Linked DNA regions of Homo sapiens: all the other regions are linked to region 2. Evidence: chromatin contacts called from ENCODE Hi-C or POLR2A ChIA-PET data. All regions are on one chromosome and are shown on one strand. Each heading gives the region's core, a stretch centred on a gene start or an enhancer-like site at or near the end of the contact. The rest is flanking DNA. Distances are from core to core; before and after follow the strand shown. Region 1 overlaps HVCN1 (hydrogen voltage gated channel 1). Region 2 overlaps SH2B3 (SH2B adaptor protein 3). Region 3 holds the start of MYL2 (myosin light chain 2). Region 4 overlaps CCDC63 (coiled-coil domain containing 63). Region 5 holds the start of PPTC7 (protein phosphatase targeting COQ7).

Region 1 (2,846 bases), core at 212-2,711, 770 kb after region 2:
TGCCTGGCTTTCTGTCAGCTGTGTTTTCTAGAACATAGTCTCCAAGTCATGGAGCCCAGGGGCAGATCCTGCTTTTCCAGTTCCCCACAGTGTGTGACCTTGGACAAGGCCCCCCCTCACCAGGACCCTAAAGGATGGCCTCAACCTCAGGGTTGTTAGGAATTGAAATGAAATAGTGCATGGAAGGAAGTTAGCAGCATGCTGAGATGATATGAGGTGTGATAAAATAAGCAACCATAGTAATACACGTTGCTGCCATTGTGTCTTAGAGTTTTGGGGTGAGGGTGGTTAATATGCAAATCAAGTCCCCCAAAATAGCTCTGGGAGGGAACAGGGAAATGCAAACTGAAGGGACATCAGGCCATGGGAGTTGGGAGTTGGCTGACTTTCTTAAAAAGTACCTTTTTCTCCGATTGTCAGATAACAATGAACTAGGGACTTTCCCCCTCCCACAGATGGCGGCTTCTGAGCCTGTAAAAATAGGCATCCACAAAATGCTTTTCTCTCCTTCGCTTCTAGGTCTGTCTTTTTCACTTTCCCCTTCTCTCCCAGATGGTAGTTTTTCTGGTCTAATACCTGTAAAAGAGGTCAGCAATATGTTTACCTTGAAGGAGTAGTGCCTAAGATTTTGTTAATCCATTCATTTATTAACCATTTCTTTTTTCTTTTTTTTGAGATGGAGTCTCGCTCTGTCACCCAGGCTGGAGTGCAGGGGCGCAATCTTGGCTCACTGCAGCCTCAGCCTCCCAGGTAGCTGGGATTACAGGCATGTGCCACCATGCCTGGCTAATTTTTGTATTTTTAGTAGAGATGGGGTTTCACCCTGTTGGTCAGGCTGGTCTCGAGCTCCTGACATCAGGTGATCTGCCCGTCTCGGCCTCCCAAAGTGCTAGGATTACAGGCTTGAGCCACCGCGCCCGGCCTCTTAACCACTTCTTGAGCCTCTCCCTGTGACTGAGGAAGAGTCTCTGCCCTCCCAGCGTTCACAGCCCAATGTGGTGGGGACAGTGTCTCAGTGGTTGTTAAGACAGTGTGACGTACACCCCAACTGGGGTGAGGGAGAATTAAAGAAGGCCTCCCAGGGAAGGTAAAATCTAGGTGTAAGACCTGGAAGATAGATGGGATGGGGACAGGCCATGCGGAGTCCTGGAAGCAAGAGAGCGTGGTCCGCTCTAGAACTGCAAGTTCCATGTGGCTGGAGGCTGGCAGAGGCAGGGTGCTAGGAAGGAATAAGGCTGGCAGGGAGACCAGGGCCTGGGGAAGCCAAGAGAGCTGGGACTCGATCCTGAAGGCAGTTGTGGGCATGGAGGTCGCTGCACAGCAGGGACACAGTCAGGTTGGCATTGGAGAAGGAGGACCCTGGCTGCAGGCAGGTGGAGGGAGGGTCAGGGCAGGTTCTGGTGAGGGAGAGGGGACGATGGAGTGCCAGCCAGGTTCAGGAAGTGAAACCGATGGGGTGTGAGGGAGAAGGAGGAGCCAAGGACGATTTTCTGTTCTTGGCCTGGGCAGCCAGGTAAGTGACAGCGTGCCCTAGGGGATGTGGAAGGAGGAGTGGACTGGGAGAGAAAGGTAAGAAATCAGGTCAGTTGGGTCACAGCAAACCAATGACCCAGCAGGATCTTGAACATCAGACTGGAGTCTTTGATTTGAACGTGAACGGCACCGAGAACACAGCTGTGCTAAGGCCCCCAAAGAGAGAGTCACCGGCCCAAGGACAGGGTCAAGGCTGAGGTCTCCAGGACTCCTGGTATGGGGCAGGGACATGGTACAGGAAGCTGAGGAGGGTGGCCAGAGATAGCAGGAGAAGCAGGGGGCGAGATTGCCAAGCACAGCAGATTCAACAGCGTCAAAGAGTGTGGGACCGTCAGGCAGGTTGGAGCCACGGTCACAGGTTTTGATATGGAAAGGTGACCGCAGAGGAGCATCAGGGTACAGTGGGGACAGCAAGGATTCTTGCATGGGAGATGGAGCTGTGGGGGTGTCCCGCATCAGCAACTCCACCTGTAGACTTTTGGGGTTATAAGTGACAGAAACACAGCTCAGTGTCACTTAAGCCACAAAGCGGCTGTATCAGCTCATGTAACTTAACAGCCTGAGGGATGCAGAGGCAGGCAGTGGGCAGAGAAATGAAATATCCAAGGATGGTGATGAAGCTGGAGGAGAAGAGTTTTGGGGTTTTTTGTTTTGTTTTCTTGAGACAGTCTCACTCTGTCACCCAGGCTGGAGTGCAGTGGCATGATCTTGGCTCACTGCAACCTCTGCCTCCTAGGTTCAAGCAATTTTCATGCCTCAGCCTCCCAAGTAGCTGGGATTACAAGTGCCCACCACCACGCCTGGCTATTTTTTTGTTTGTTTTTAATAGAGATGGGGTTTCGCCATGTTGGTCAGGCTGGTCTCAAACTCTTGACCTGAAGTGATCTGCCCATCTTGGCCTCCCAAAGTGCTGGGATTGCAGATGTGAGTCACCATGCCCAGGTGAGTTTTTGTTGTTAAGGGATGATCATAGCTGGCACTTCCAGAGCTGGGGGCTGCTCTGAGCCAGGCACCGAGGCAGGTGCTCTGTACGCCACACTACTAAAATTACAAAAATTAGCCGGGCGTGGTGGCAGGATCAGTCTGTCCATGAATGCTAGGAGTCTGGAGTGCATGGTGAAGCTGCTGAGGCCCACCACATTCTCTTGATCAACCCTATCTTTGCCCTTTTCTGGAGCTTTTCTGCTTCTGGCATGACAGACTTTTGACTGAAAACCAGAAATGTTTTCTGCTCTGCTGAGTGCCCTAGATATTTTCATCCCAAATTACTAAAAGTTGCTTCTTCACCAGTTGCAAGGTTTCAGAAAGAAAAA
Region 2 (2,820 bases), core at 10-2,509:
AAAGGGGTATTCACAAGGAGCCCCCAGTGAGGAGAGAGGAGCCAGGCTGGAAAACAGTGTGACACCTGGGCCCTCTGGGAGTTGGGCAGCATCAAAAACTGCCATCTGTCCCATCAGACTACGCCCAAGTCTGTCCAGAATTAGCTATTTCCACCCCCACGATGCTGCTCCAGCCTACCCTCCTCTGCTCAAAACTCCCCTGCAGCTACAGGAGGCTGAAGCAGGGAGGTTGAGGCTGCCGTGAACTATGATGGTGCCACTGCACTCCAGCCTCGACAACAGAGCAAAATCTCATCTCAAAAGAAACTCCCGGCTGGGCGCAGTGGCTCACGCCTGTAATCCCAGCACTTTGGGAGGCCGAGGCGGGCAGATCACAAGGTCAGGAGTTCAAGACCAGCCTGGCCAATATGGTGAAACCCTGTCTCTATTAAAAATACAAAAATTAGGCCAGGTGCGGTGGCTCACACCTGTAATCCCAGCACGTTGGGAGGCCGAGGCAAGGCAGATCACCTGAGGTCAGGAGTTAGAGACCAGCCTGACCAACATGGAGAAACTCTGTCTCTACTAAAAATACAAAATTAGCCAGGTGTGATGACACATGCCTATAATCCCAGCTGCTCGGGAGGCTGAGGCAGGAGAATCGCTTGAACCCAGGAGGCAGAGGTTGTGGTGAGCCAAGATCGTGCCACTGCACTCCAGCCTGGGCAACAAAAGCGAAACTCCATCTCACACAAAAAAATACAAAAATACAAAAATTAGTCGGGCATGGTGGCAGGTACCTGTAGTCCCAGCTACTTGGGAGGCTGACGCAGGAGAATCACTTGAACCCGGGAGGCAGAGGCTGCAGTAAGCCAAGATTGCGCCACTGCACTGCACTGCAGCCTGGGCAACAGAGCAAGACTGTCTCAAACAAACAAACAAACAAAAACAAAAACTCCCCTGTGGTCCTCATCTGAGAGACCCTTGTTACCTCCTCAGCCTCTTGGGCCTCCCTCCCTCGCTCTGATCCAGCCACACTGGCCTCCACTCTTCTTCAGTGTGCCAGGTGCACTCGGGGCCTGTGCCCTCAGAGAGGCAGCTCCCCCCACAGCTTCACAAATACGACTGCTTTTCAAAGTGTCATCTCCTCAGGGAGGCCCTCCCTGACCACAGTATCTAAATCCTGAGCCGCAAAGCCCCTTCACTTCCTTCCCTGCCTGTTGTCCTATGAGCTGGTCTTGCGCATTCCTTGATGCAGGTCTCTGCCGTGACTTGGCTTTGCTCACGTGGTGTCCTTGGCCGCGAGCCAGTGCCTGCTAGGTGGTGGGTGCTCAACATTCATCATAAGCCTTTTGCTGGCTAAGCATCCTTTGTGCTGGGTAACGGGGGGCATAGGGGATGATTGCCCCTACTGCCATCCCCCACCCCAGTGAAGACCATGAGTGATAGGGATGCTACAAGCCAGTGCTCTCAGGGCTGGGGTGGGCCTCCCAAGGCCCCTCCAGCTGGCCAGGGAAGAGGGCAGGCTGAAAGGCAGGCTCAGGTGTGTCAGCCCCCTGACCTCCCCGCAAGGGCACCATCAGGAGCCCCCATGCTACAGACTCTGGGAGGCAAAATCACACAGTGCCCCAGCCATGGGGAATAGCGAAGTTGAGCCAGGGCTCCAATCCTCATCTGCCCACCCCCAGCCCCAGCACCCCCAACACCTGGTCTCCCTCCAGCCGCCTTCCCGCCCACACCTTCCCCTGCCACCCAGCCCCTGCATTTGTGATGCCCTGCCTGACCCAAACTGCATGTCCCAGCAGAGAAAACCTCCTCTCCTCCAGGGAGCCTTCTCTGACCACTGAGTCATGATTAGTGCAATTCCTGTGCCTCTCCCTCAGCACTGAGCTTATCGAACCGGCCATGGTTTCCTGATGACGCAACTGCCTCCACCATCTGACTGGGAGAGTTCCTCTTGGGGTTGGGGTGGGCACCAAACCTTGCTGCCAGCTGAGGCCCAGCCCTGGGGCAGGCCCAGAGGAGGTACTTGGAGGGTTTGCCGGGTGGATGGATGGATGAGCACTTGGGTAGGTACCTGGGACCCCCAAGCTCTCAAGTGCCTGGGAAGCAGAGGGAGGTATGGGGTGTGATGGGTGATCTCAGCCCCCTTTTCCCAAGCTCCTTGGGGGGCAAACTGAAGGCAATGAGCCAGTTCCAGCGACTGAATCAGTGTGGGAACTACAGGCCACAGGGCGCTTCTCTGCTATGCCCCCCACCAGGACCCCAAGCCTGGCCCCTCCTTCACAGACCCTTCAAATGCAGGGCCCTGAGCAAATTACTTTGGCCTGCTGTGCTTCAGTTTCCTCACCTGTAAAATGGGGATGATAATGGAACCCACTCCTTGGACTTCTGCAAGTGAGCCTGCCTGCTGCCCTGAATGCCCAGTGGGCCCAGTCCACAGGGCAGCGGCTCCTAGACCCCCACCACCCTGTTCATTATGGGCCAGATCCCCCCTTGGTCTGCACCCTGCTGCCTCAGGTGCCCTTTCCCCACAGGGGAGGAGGAAAGAGAAGGGAGAAGCTTCCAGAAAAGCCACATGGCTGCCAGAAAAGCCCTTTCCTGGCAAGAGCCCCCCAATGCCAGAAACAGAAACCTCCCCAGCCAGAACATCCCCCTATTTCCCAGACATCTGAGGGCTTTGGGGGTCCCAGGCCCCTACCCAAGTGCTCATCCATCCGTCACCCAGTAAACCCTCCAAGCACCTCCTCTGGGCCCAACCCAGGGCTGGGCCCCTACTGGGAGCAAGGCTTGGTGCCCACCCCAACCCTGAGAGGAATTCTCCCAGTCAGATGGTAGAGG
Region 3 (3,197 bases), core at 698-3,197, 520 kb after region 2:
TTTGGGGTTTTTTTGGTCTTTGTTTTTGAGATGGAGTCTTGCTCTGTCGCCCAGGCTGGAGTGCAATGGCACGATCTCGGCTCACTGCAACCTCCGCCTCCTGGGTTCAAGCAATCCTCCTGCCTTAGCCTCCCAAGTAGCTGGGAGTACAGGCATGTGCCACAACGCCCAGCTAATTTTTGTATTTTTAGTAGAGATGGGGTTCTGTCATGTTGGCCAGACTGGTCTTGAACTCCTGACCTCAGGTGATCTACCCGCCTCGGCCTCCCAAAGTGCTAGGTGTGAGCCAACATGCCCGTCCTTTTTTTTTTTTTTTTTTTTTTTGAGTCAGAGTCTCACTCTGTCGCCCAGGCTGGAGTGCAATGGCGCTATCTCGGCTCACTGCAACCTCTGCCTCTCGGCCTCAAGCGATTCTCCTGCCTCAGTCTCCTGAGTAGCTGGGACTACAGGCCCGCGCCACAACGCCTGGCTAATTTTTGTATTTTTAGTAGCGACAAGTTTCATCATGTTGGCCAAGGTCGTCTTGAACTCCTGACTCAAGTGATCCACCCGCCTCAGCCTCTCAAAGTGCTGGCATTTCAGGTATAAGCCACTGCACCCAGCAGGAAAGCTGTCTTCAGTAAAAGTATTATATAATGACACCTTGCATTCTGAGAGCAGCTGCTGTTTTCAAGGCTCTTAAAGAGCCTGGACTCTGGAGACAAAGGGGCCTCCAGAGGGGTCCACGCCTAGCTCCATCACTGTGTGACCCTGGGCAGCTCACTTCGCCTCTCTGAGCTTTTGTTTCCGCATCTGTAAAATGGGGGCATGGATGATGAGGTGGTCCCCACCCTCTAGGGTGGCTGGAAAATTATGTGTGGGAGCCATGAGCACATAGTGTCCGGCACGTGCCAGTGCTCAGTCAATGAGATTTGTCATTTCTTCAGTCAACAAATATTTATTTTTGAGCTGCTGCTGTGTGCATCATGAGCTGGGAGCTGGGGAGACAGTCAGTGGTGAGGGAAACTAAAGTGATCCCTGCCCTCTGAGCTGACGCTCCACAGATGCTGAAGAAAATGAGTCAGTGCACTGTGGGCAGTGTTCGGGACTGCCTCACGCTGTGCAGAGAAACAAAGAAGGGAGATCGGAGCGCAGGAGGTGCGTGGCTGTGTTATTTGTTTGTTTTGAGACAGGGTCTTGCTCTGTCACCCAGGCTGGAGTGCAGTGGTGTGATCGTGGCTCACCACAGCCTCAACCTCCCGGGCCCAAGTGATCCTCCTGTCCCAGCCTCCTGAATAGCTGAGACTATAGGCATGCACCACCACGCACAGCTATTTTTTTTTCTTTTGCGTAGAGACAGGCATCTCCCTATGTCACCCAGGCTGGTCGCAAACTCCTAGGCTCAAGCAATCTTCCCGCCTCGGCCTCCCGCCGTGCTGGGATTTCAGGCATGAGCCACAGTGCCAGCCTTCATGGTTATTTTAAAGATGGTGGTCGGGGAGGCTTCACTCAGGAGATGACATATGAGCAAAGATGCAGTGAAGGAGGTGAAGGAAGGAGCCGTGCGATGACTGACAGAAAGACATTCCAGGTAGAGGGCACACAGGTGCAAAGACCCTGAGGCCAGATCCAGGCTGATAAAACAGAGCATTTTAGCAGTCTCCTCTCCCTGCCATTTTTTTTCTCAAAATTGACAAGCACAAGTGTCCCCGGCCCAAGCACCGCAGAGAGCGCGCAGCATCTCTCCCCGTGACCATGACCCAGCTACTGCCTCTTTAACCTTGAATGCCTTTTTGGGGGCTCACGTGTCACCCAGTGGCGAGTGAGCCACCCTTACTTCAGAAGAACGGCATGGGGTGGGGGGGCCTTAGGTGGTGCCCGCCTCACCTATGACTGCCAAAAGCGGTCATGGGGTTATTTTTAAACATGGGGAGGAAGTATTTATTGTTCCTGGGCTGCAGAGAGCTGGGCGGAGTGTGGAATTCTTCTCGGGAGGCAGTGCTGGGTCCTTTCCACCATGGTGAGTACAAGGGCTCCAGGAGGTGATGATGCCGGGTGGGCGAGGAGAGGAAGCCACTACAAGCGAGGGACCACGGCGGAGGGGGAGGAAGGCGGCCCTCAAAGCCTCCAGCCCCTTGTGGAAAAAGCCCCATTGACTGCGCGGGCACAGAGGAACCCCAATCAATGCCCCGATAGGCCACAAATAACAGCAGCTCTCGGGGACTCACAAACACAAAATAAGAGAGTTGGCTTTTTTATGGCTTGTCTACTGACCTCTCGAGGAATCAATAACTCCCAGGACTTGCAAAATGGGATTGAATGCTTTTAAGGATCAAATTGTAATTCTTTTCTCTTGTTCAGGCAGCTGGGAAAAAGAATGTTTTTGTTTTCACCTTTTGAACTTGCAAATTTAAAACCTTTCTTTCTGTGCTGTTGGGTTAGGTGTCCCCCTCCTGAAGTGGGCAGTCCCCAAATCAGGGTCAGCACAGGAGGGAGAGTGGTTAGAGGCAGGAACTCTGGAGTCAGAATGCCCAAGTTCAACTCCCCAAGTTCAACGCCCAAGTTCAACTCCGGCTCTGCCTTCTGTGTGTGTGGCTGTGTGATCTTGGGCAAGTGACCCAACCTCTCTGAGCCTCAGTTGCCTCTCCTGTAAAATGGGGATGATAATAATAGTATCCACTTGACAGAGTGGTTATGAGAATTAAATAATACATATGTAGAGTACCGAATCATTTGCTGTTATTGAAAGTCAGAGAGAAGTGGGGTGGGGAAGAAAGGTCAACTCGCTCTTCTCTGCCCTATTGATGTGGTGCAAGGACGGAGCATTCAGAGAGGAGGTTTTGCTGCCATTTGGAGCAAGGGAAAATTGTGGGGTGTGGGGCGCAGTTGGGTTTTAACACCTTGAAGAACTGTCATTTCATCTTGGCATTCATCATGGCTTAGTGAGCCTGACTTTTTCTTTCCCTCCAATCAATTCTCCTTCTGTGCATTACTGAGCTTTTTGTGAAATGCATCAGAACAAAAGTGGCTGGATCCTGCAGGGGCGATCTGAAGGTGTGGCCTCCATCCCCAGGGACACACCTGTGGCTTCTCCTAGTTGGTGAAGGAGCCACTGCAAGATGCACAAACGCTTATGATCCACTGGTACCAGAGGGCTCTGGAGAAACTTCATGTCATGTCCTTTGCTCCCTCCAGCATCACCGTTTGGAGACCTGAGT
Region 4 (3,043 bases), core at 534-3,033, 540 kb after region 2:
GCCCAGCTAACTTTTTTTTTTTTTTTTTGTATTTTTAGTAGAGACGCAGGCTGCTCTCAAACTGCTGATCTCAAGTGATCTGCCCACGTTGGCCTCTCAAAGTGCTGAGATTACAGGCATGAGCCACCACGCCCAGCCTACAATATTTTTTAAAAGCTGTTGACTCTTTAATTTTTATTTATTTATTTTTGAGACAAGGTCTCACTCTGTCACCTAGGCTCCAGGCTGGAGTACAGTGGCCCAATCTCGGCTCACTGCAGCCTCAACTTCCTGCACTCAAGCTATCCTCCCACGTTAGCCTCCAGAGTAGCTGGGACTACAGGCAGACGCCACCATGCCCAGCTAATTTTTGTATTTTTTTTAGAGATGGGGTTTCACCACGTTGCCCAGGCTGGTCTCGAACTCCTGGATTCCAGCAATCCTCCCACTTTGGCCTCCCATTGTGCTGAGATTACAGGCATGAGCCACCTCGCTCAGCCAGTTCACTCATTTTTTAAAAAATGGTGATCCACCTGAGGCCAGAAGTTCAACACCATCCTGGCCAACATGGTGAAACCCTGTCTCTACTAAAAATACAAAAATTAGTTGGGCATGGTGGCATGTGCCTGTAATTCCAGCTACTGGGGAAGAGGCAGGAGAATTGCTTGAATCCAGGAGACGGAAATTGCAGTGAGCCCGAGATCATGCCACTGCACTCCAGCCTGGGTGACAGAGCGAGACTCTATCTCAAAAAAAAAAAAAAAAAACAAGGTGGTCCACAGGAAGAAATACATTGCAGCCAACACATACAAACATACATACGTATGTTGTGTATGTAGATTTATCCATATTATCTAATCAAATGAATATAAAATTTCACAAATCAATATTTTAAAAAAGCACAGTTGGGGTCTTGCTCTGTCACCCAGGCTGGAGTGCAGTCATGTGATCATAGCTCACTGCAGCCTTGAACTCCTGGACTCAGGTGATCCTCCTGCCTCAGCCTCATGAGCAGATGGGACTACAAGCATGCAACACCACACCCAGCTAAGTTTTTGGGTTTTTTTTTAATTTTGTAGAGATGGGATCTTGCTGTGTTGCCCAGACTGGTCTTGAACTCCTGAGCTGAAGAAATCCTCCTGCCTCAGTATCCCAAAGTGCTGGGATTACAGGTGTGAGCCACCATGCCAGTTCAAATCAATATTCTTTTTTTTTTTTTTTAATAAAATTAGAGACAAGTTCTTACCATGTTGCCCAAGCTGGTCTCAAACTCCTGGGCTCAAATGATCCTCCTGCCTCAGCCTCCCAAAGTTCTGGGATTAACAGATGTGAGCCATTGCACCCAGCCTCGAATCAATATTTTTATTATGTGTTCTAATATTTTCTCTTCTGTTCTGTTCTATCTCACTATTTTAAAATGTTGGCTACCATCCAATAAACTGATTTTACCATTCACAGTTTAAAACACATTGCCCTAGCCCAGTGGTTCTTAAAGTGTGGTCCCAGGACAAGCAGCATCAGCTTCACCTGGGAACTTGTTAGAAATGCATATTCTTGGCCCCCACCTCAGTCTTACTCAGTCAAAGGCCCTGGGGGTGGACCAGGCCACCTGGTTTTAGCAAGCCTCCCGGTGATCCTGGTGCACAGTAAAGTCTGAGAAGCTCTGCCAGCCTGTTGGATCTCAGCCTTGGCTTCACACTGGTATCACCTGGGAACTTTAAAAATATTTGCTGCCCAACTCCACCCTCAGTGATTCAGAGTCTTAATTGGCCTGGGGCGCAGCCTGGGCATCTGGGAGTTCTCATTAAAGCCTCCCAGGTGATTGTGACGTGCAGCTGGACTGAGGATCACTGTTCTAGGGTATTTCCTTCCCTGATTCCTGCCTCTCCCTCAGAGATCTTAGCTTGCAAAGGTGAACTGGACCCTGGGTGAACCAGCCCCATTCCCACTGGTGAACTCTGCACGCACCATCCCGGATAATGATCTCAAGGGGTCGGCCCTATTCACACCCCTATTTTACAGGTGAGAAAACTGAGGCTCTGAGGCATACAGCCAGGAGAAGGAAGCCAGGAATTGAGCTCAGTCTCTCAACCAGCACATCAGGTGGCTTCCTCCACCCGGCTACTAGAATGTTTAGTTCCCAGGGCTGCAAATTTCCCATATGACAAGAGCGGCCCTTTCTAAAGATGCATTAGGCCAGGCATGGTGGCTCACGCCTATAATCCCAGCACACTAGGAGGCTAAGGTGGGAGAGTCACTTGAGCCTGGGAGGTTGAGGCTGCAGTGAGCTGTGATCCCACCACTGCACTCCAGCCTGGGCGACAGAGCAAGACTCTGTCTCAAAAAATAAATAAATTATAATAAAAGTGCATTTAAGAAAATCACAATTTTAAAAAAATCACAGGATTCATTTTTTAAAAGTCAATGTTCAGCTTGATGTGGTGGTTATAATACATGTCTAGCTCCTAAAATATTCCAGGTACTTTACACACATCATCTGAACTCAGCCTCATAATCGGCCTAGTTTTCAGATGAGGAATGTTGAGGCCAGAGAAGAAAAGTGAATTCAGGTTTAGCTTCCCTGTACCAAGCTCATCCAAAGGCTTGACCTTGAGCTCAACTCTTCACTTTGGCAATTATTTAGTAACAAAGTGAGGGTGACTTACCAGTTTTTCTGGCTCACATGATAACAACAACAATAATAATAGCTACAATGTACAGCTCTCTGCATTACAGTGTGCCAAATGTATACATGTGTGATTTTATTCAACCTTCACAGCCCTAAGAAGTAGGTATGATTATTATCCCCATTTTACAGATGTGGAAACTGAGGCTCAGAGAGGTTGAGTCACTACCTCAACGTCACAGAGCTAGGAAGTGACTTTTCTGCAAGTCATAGCCAGGCTCCCAGAGCTTGGTTGCTTAATTCCTATGCAAAACCCTCCCATGATGGATGTGGTCCCACCACTTCTCCCAAAGGGAAGGAGATGATGAAATAAAGGGTTTCAAGAATAGAGCAGGTGGAAGTGATCTTTAGCAGGGGGTAGGAAACATCTGTGAGTCT
Region 5 (3,136 bases), core at 171-2,670, 860 kb after region 2:
ATATTAAGAAAGCATAAAAAAGGACCATTTAAAAACGAGGTGGGAATCCCCAAAGTAACAATGGTCTTGTTAAAAGTGAACTAGAAAAAGACTGCTGTTTCTGAGAAATATATGTTTCAATCAAACTAAAAATTACTCTAAATTGAATTACTTGCCCCAAAGCTCATTTTCTGTTGTTTGTGAACCCCATTCACTCAATCATTCCTGTATTCAACAAACATGACTTTCTTTTATCATTTGTGTTCTTATTCCATTACTCCTTCCTTTTTTTTTTTTTGAGATGGAGTCCAGCTCTGTCTCCCAGGCTGGAATGCAGTGGCGCTGTCTCGGCTCACTGCAACCTCTGCCTCCCAGGTTCAAGCGATTCTCCTGTCTCAGCCTCCTGAGTAGCTGGCATTACAATCGTTTGTCACCAAGCCCAGCTAATTTTTTTTTGTATTTTCAGTAGAGACCATGTTGGCCAGGCTGGTGTTGAACTCCTGACCTCAAGTGATCTGCCCACCTCGGCCTTCCAAAGTGCTGGGATTACAGGTGTGAGCCACCACGCCCAGCCCATTATTCCTTCTTTTATTCCACAGACATTTACACACTCTCCTACTGTGTGCCAGGCATTGCTTTAGATTCTAATAATTGAGCAGCAAATGATCCTTGTCCTTGGGAAACTTAGAATCTAGTGAAATATTCATTCATTCTTTCATTCATTCACATATTTACTGGGTGCTCACGTGTTCTGGGGATACAGCAACAGAAAACACAGGACCCTCAGGTAAACGAATTACATTCCAAAGGGTAGAAGCGAAAGCAAGGGCAAAGGTCTTGAGACAGCTGTGAGCATGGCTAGAGGCCAGTTAGCAAAAGGGACATGACACCATCTGTGTCCCCTCCCACTCTGATAGGGACACATAACATTTTCTCAATTTTTCCTAAAAGACTACAAAAAGTCTCTTCTTTCCAAACAGTTTGCCGCCCTAAATCCTTCCAGTATATTACTTGGGGAGGTGTCACTAGATCTGTGTACCTCTGTTTCTCATTATGTGACTCCATTCTGGTTTCTTGCAGGTTTTTGTTTAAAGGAATGGTGGCGTTATTTATTTAAAACAGGCTTTAAAAGATACGGTTAAAACAGGGTAGAAAACCCTCACGTGGCCCACCTGCAATTCCTACTAACTTAACATAGGTCCCGCGTCTGAGGAATCCCCCTAGGTCCTAAATCTTTGGCAGCCAAGTCAAAAGTGACTACGACTCCGGGACTATAATTCCCAAGAGACACTGCGTCCGCACCCTCTGCGCATGTTCAACCTTGGTGACTGCATAAGGCAGCGAGCCCAAGGGGCTGGGCTTGGGCCTGAGCGGTGAATCGGGGCGGGGCTAGGGGCAGGGCCAGGGAGGGGGCGGTGCTGCCGGCACCGCCCGGAACACGCTAGTGGAGCGGAAGATGGCGGCGGCGGCGGCGGCCGCTGCAGCCGGGACTTCAGTTGGGCTGAGGCGGAGGAGCCGCCGCTTCTGACCTCGCTCTGGCTCCGGTGCGCGCGGCTGAGCGCGTGCGAGGCCCCGCGCGTCGGGCAGGGGCGGCGGCGGCCACTGCGCGCCGCCCTGAGGAGCGCCCCAGCGGCGGCGCGACTGCGGCTGAGGAGAGAGCCGGCTCCGGGCCTCCGCGTCCTCCTGCTCCCCCGGCCCCCCGCCTCCTCGGGGGGGCGGCGGCGGCGATGTTCTCGGTCCTCTCGTACGGGCGGCTGGTGGCCCGCGCCGTGCTCGGCGGCCTCTCGCAGACCGACCCCAGGGCCGGCGGCGGCGGCGGCGGCGACTACGGACTGGTGACGGCCGGCTGCGGCTTCGGGAAGGACTTCCGTAAGGGCCTCCTCAAGAAGGGCGCGTGCTACGGGGACGACGCGTGCTTCGTGGCCCGGCACCGTTCCGCGGACGTGCTCGGTGAGTCCCCGACCCGGTTCCCTTGCCCCAGCCTCGGATCCGCCTCCCGGGGACTCCCCGCGCGGGGCTTCCCCAGTTCCTCCCGGCGGCGAAAGGAGCCAGAGCGCTCACATGGAGGGAGCGCTTACTATGCGCCAGGCGCCGTGCCAAGCGCTCCGAGGCGCGTTTTCCGCTTGAACGACCCCCATTTTAGAGAGGAGGAAACTAAGGCGCACAGCGGTCAAGTCGTGTGCTCAAGGTCACAACCCGAGAGTGTGACCGGTCTGTCCGAGTCCAGAGCCACACTCTCGGTCTCACTCGGCCGTGCCAGCCCTGGGCGACCTCGTCCCCTCCCTGGGCGACACCTGCAGGCTCCTAACCTCGTTCTGGTTCCCTCTCCGCATGCCCCGGGGATCCCTGCCTCTTCGCGTGCTCCCGACACCACAGCCCGGCCCAGGCTGCGGGATCGCCGGCCGACAGGCAGTCGTGAGCCCCCAGACAGCCCGGCCGTATTCTTTCGCCGCCTGGATGGTAACCAAATCTTCACCCTTTTCGGAGTGTGGCGGTGGGGGCTGCTGGCTTGGCGAAAAAACCCTCACAGCGTTTTCTCCCAAATTGATCTTGTCCACTTGCGGTCACTTGGGGGTTGGCAGAGTCTCCTTGATCCAAAATAGAATGGTCGAGCCTACTTGTAGATTGCAGCCGGTAAAGCTCTGAGGATTGGTCACAGCCTTTTCAGGCCACAGGTGCTCCCTGAGGCCTATTCCAGTTATACCTTTTGGGGGTGGGAGACTACGGAGAGAGCTGGCAGAAAGGGCTAAATATAGTTCACAAGCAGTCAGAAACTTTACCATAATGTACGCCTTAGGAGATTTTGTGTATGCTATGGGATATTGTGCCGTTAAAACTCTTTGAATGAATAAAGCAATGCGCTCGCTTTGAAATTGAAGGACGTGTTGTCATTGAACTTGGGTTCAAATGTCACTTTGATTTCCCTTCCCAGGTGAGACTAAGTTTTTGGTTACTTTAAATTTCATATGCTGAGGCAGAGTTTGGCATTGGAACAAATGATTCTGTAACTTTTTTATGACAGTAATTATTTTTTAATCTGATCTCAGAATAATTGCCTAGTATCTTTGGTTCTACTACATGTAGTGTTTGTGAACATGGGACTGGAAAGGTTGTTCTCAGTTTAATTTATGAATGACCCCATTACCTGGGTTGAAGA

The links. A loop is a pair of places that touch in the nucleus more often than their neighbours do. ChIA-PET counts read pairs that join two places held with the same protein, here RNA polymerase II (POLR2A). Pooled maps may share reads with other maps.
Region 1: a loop to region 2 is called in a map with no recorded cell type, with 4 times the contacts of the local background. The contact joins two enhancer-like sites. A Hi-C loop is called at or near these places in 7 of 37 single-sample maps with no recorded cell type and 4 of 50 pooled maps.
Region 3: a map with no recorded cell type shows a loop between it and region 2 (4-fold over the local background). The contact joins the promoter of MYL2 here to the enhancer-like site in region 2. A Hi-C loop is called at or near these places in 5 of 37 single-sample maps with no recorded cell type and 4 of 50 pooled maps.
Region 4: a map of mammary epithelial cell shows a loop between it and region 2 (2.9-fold over the local background). The contact joins two enhancer-like sites. A Hi-C loop is called at or near these places in 1 of 168 maps with a recorded cell type or tissue (mammary epithelial cell) and 1 of 50 pooled maps. POLR2A ChIA-PET finds 5 or more read pairs at or near these places in 2 of 52 experiments (GM12878 and activated CD4-positive, alpha-beta T cell).
Region 5: a loop to region 2 is called in a map of CD8-positive, alpha-beta T cell, with 2.7 times the contacts of the local background. The contact joins the promoter of PPTC7 here to the enhancer-like site in region 2. A Hi-C loop is called at or near these places in 1 of 168 maps with a recorded cell type or tissue (CD8-positive, alpha-beta T cell), 1 of 37 single-sample maps with no recorded cell type and 9 of 50 pooled maps.

What each region holds. Positions count from the first base shown.
Region 1 is chr12:110,667,851-110,670,696 of GRCh38, reverse strand. All of the region lies in intron 3 of HVCN1 (hydrogen voltage gated channel 1), which reads left to right. It overlaps LOC124903017 (a long non-coding RNA gene), which reads right to left. Exons shown (of 2, transcript XR_007063460.1): 2 at 1-576. Among named protein-coding and RNA genes, the nearest start is that of HVCN1, 20 kb to the left of the region's middle. RefSeq lists enhancers at 386-525, 1,576-1,675. Within about 2 kb of position 1,461, at least 5 of the 41 ENCODE cell types and tissues checked have a DNase peak (open chromatin) inside an H3K27ac peak, as active enhancers do.
Region 2 is chr12:111,437,075-111,439,894 of GRCh38, reverse strand. All of the region lies in intron 2 of SH2B3 (SH2B adaptor protein 3), which reads right to left. It overlaps LOC124903019 (a long non-coding RNA gene), which reads left to right. Exons shown (of 2, transcript XR_007063462.1): 1 at 1-1,947; 2 at 2,811-2,820. Among named protein-coding and RNA genes, the nearest start is that of SH2B3, 33 kb to the right of the region's middle. RefSeq lists an enhancer at 764-1,277. Within about 2 kb of position 1,259, at least 20 of the 41 ENCODE cell types and tissues checked have a DNase peak (open chromatin) inside an H3K27ac peak, as active enhancers do; they include CD8-positive, alpha-beta T cell, where a contact is called at or near this core.
Region 3 is chr12:110,919,329-110,922,525 of GRCh38, reverse strand. MYL2 (myosin light chain 2) reads left to right here and starts at 1,947. Exons shown (of 7, transcript NM_000432.4): 1 at 1,947-1,999. The coding sequence starts at 1,997. RefSeq lists an enhancer at 1,139-3,197.
Region 4 is chr12:110,895,436-110,898,478 of GRCh38, reverse strand. The region is part of intron 9 of CCDC63 (coiled-coil domain containing 63); the gene reads right to left. Among named protein-coding and RNA genes, the nearest start is that of MYL2, 24 kb to the left of the region's middle. Within about 2 kb of position 1,783, at least 2 of the 41 ENCODE cell types and tissues checked have a DNase peak (open chromatin) inside an H3K27ac peak, as active enhancers do.
Region 5 is chr12:110,581,602-110,584,737 of GRCh38, reverse strand. It overlaps PPTC7 (protein phosphatase targeting COQ7), which reads left to right and starts at 1,420. Exons shown (of 6, transcript NM_139283.2): 1 at 1,420-1,929. The coding sequence starts at 1,707. RefSeq lists silencers at 1,268-1,597, 1,638-1,787.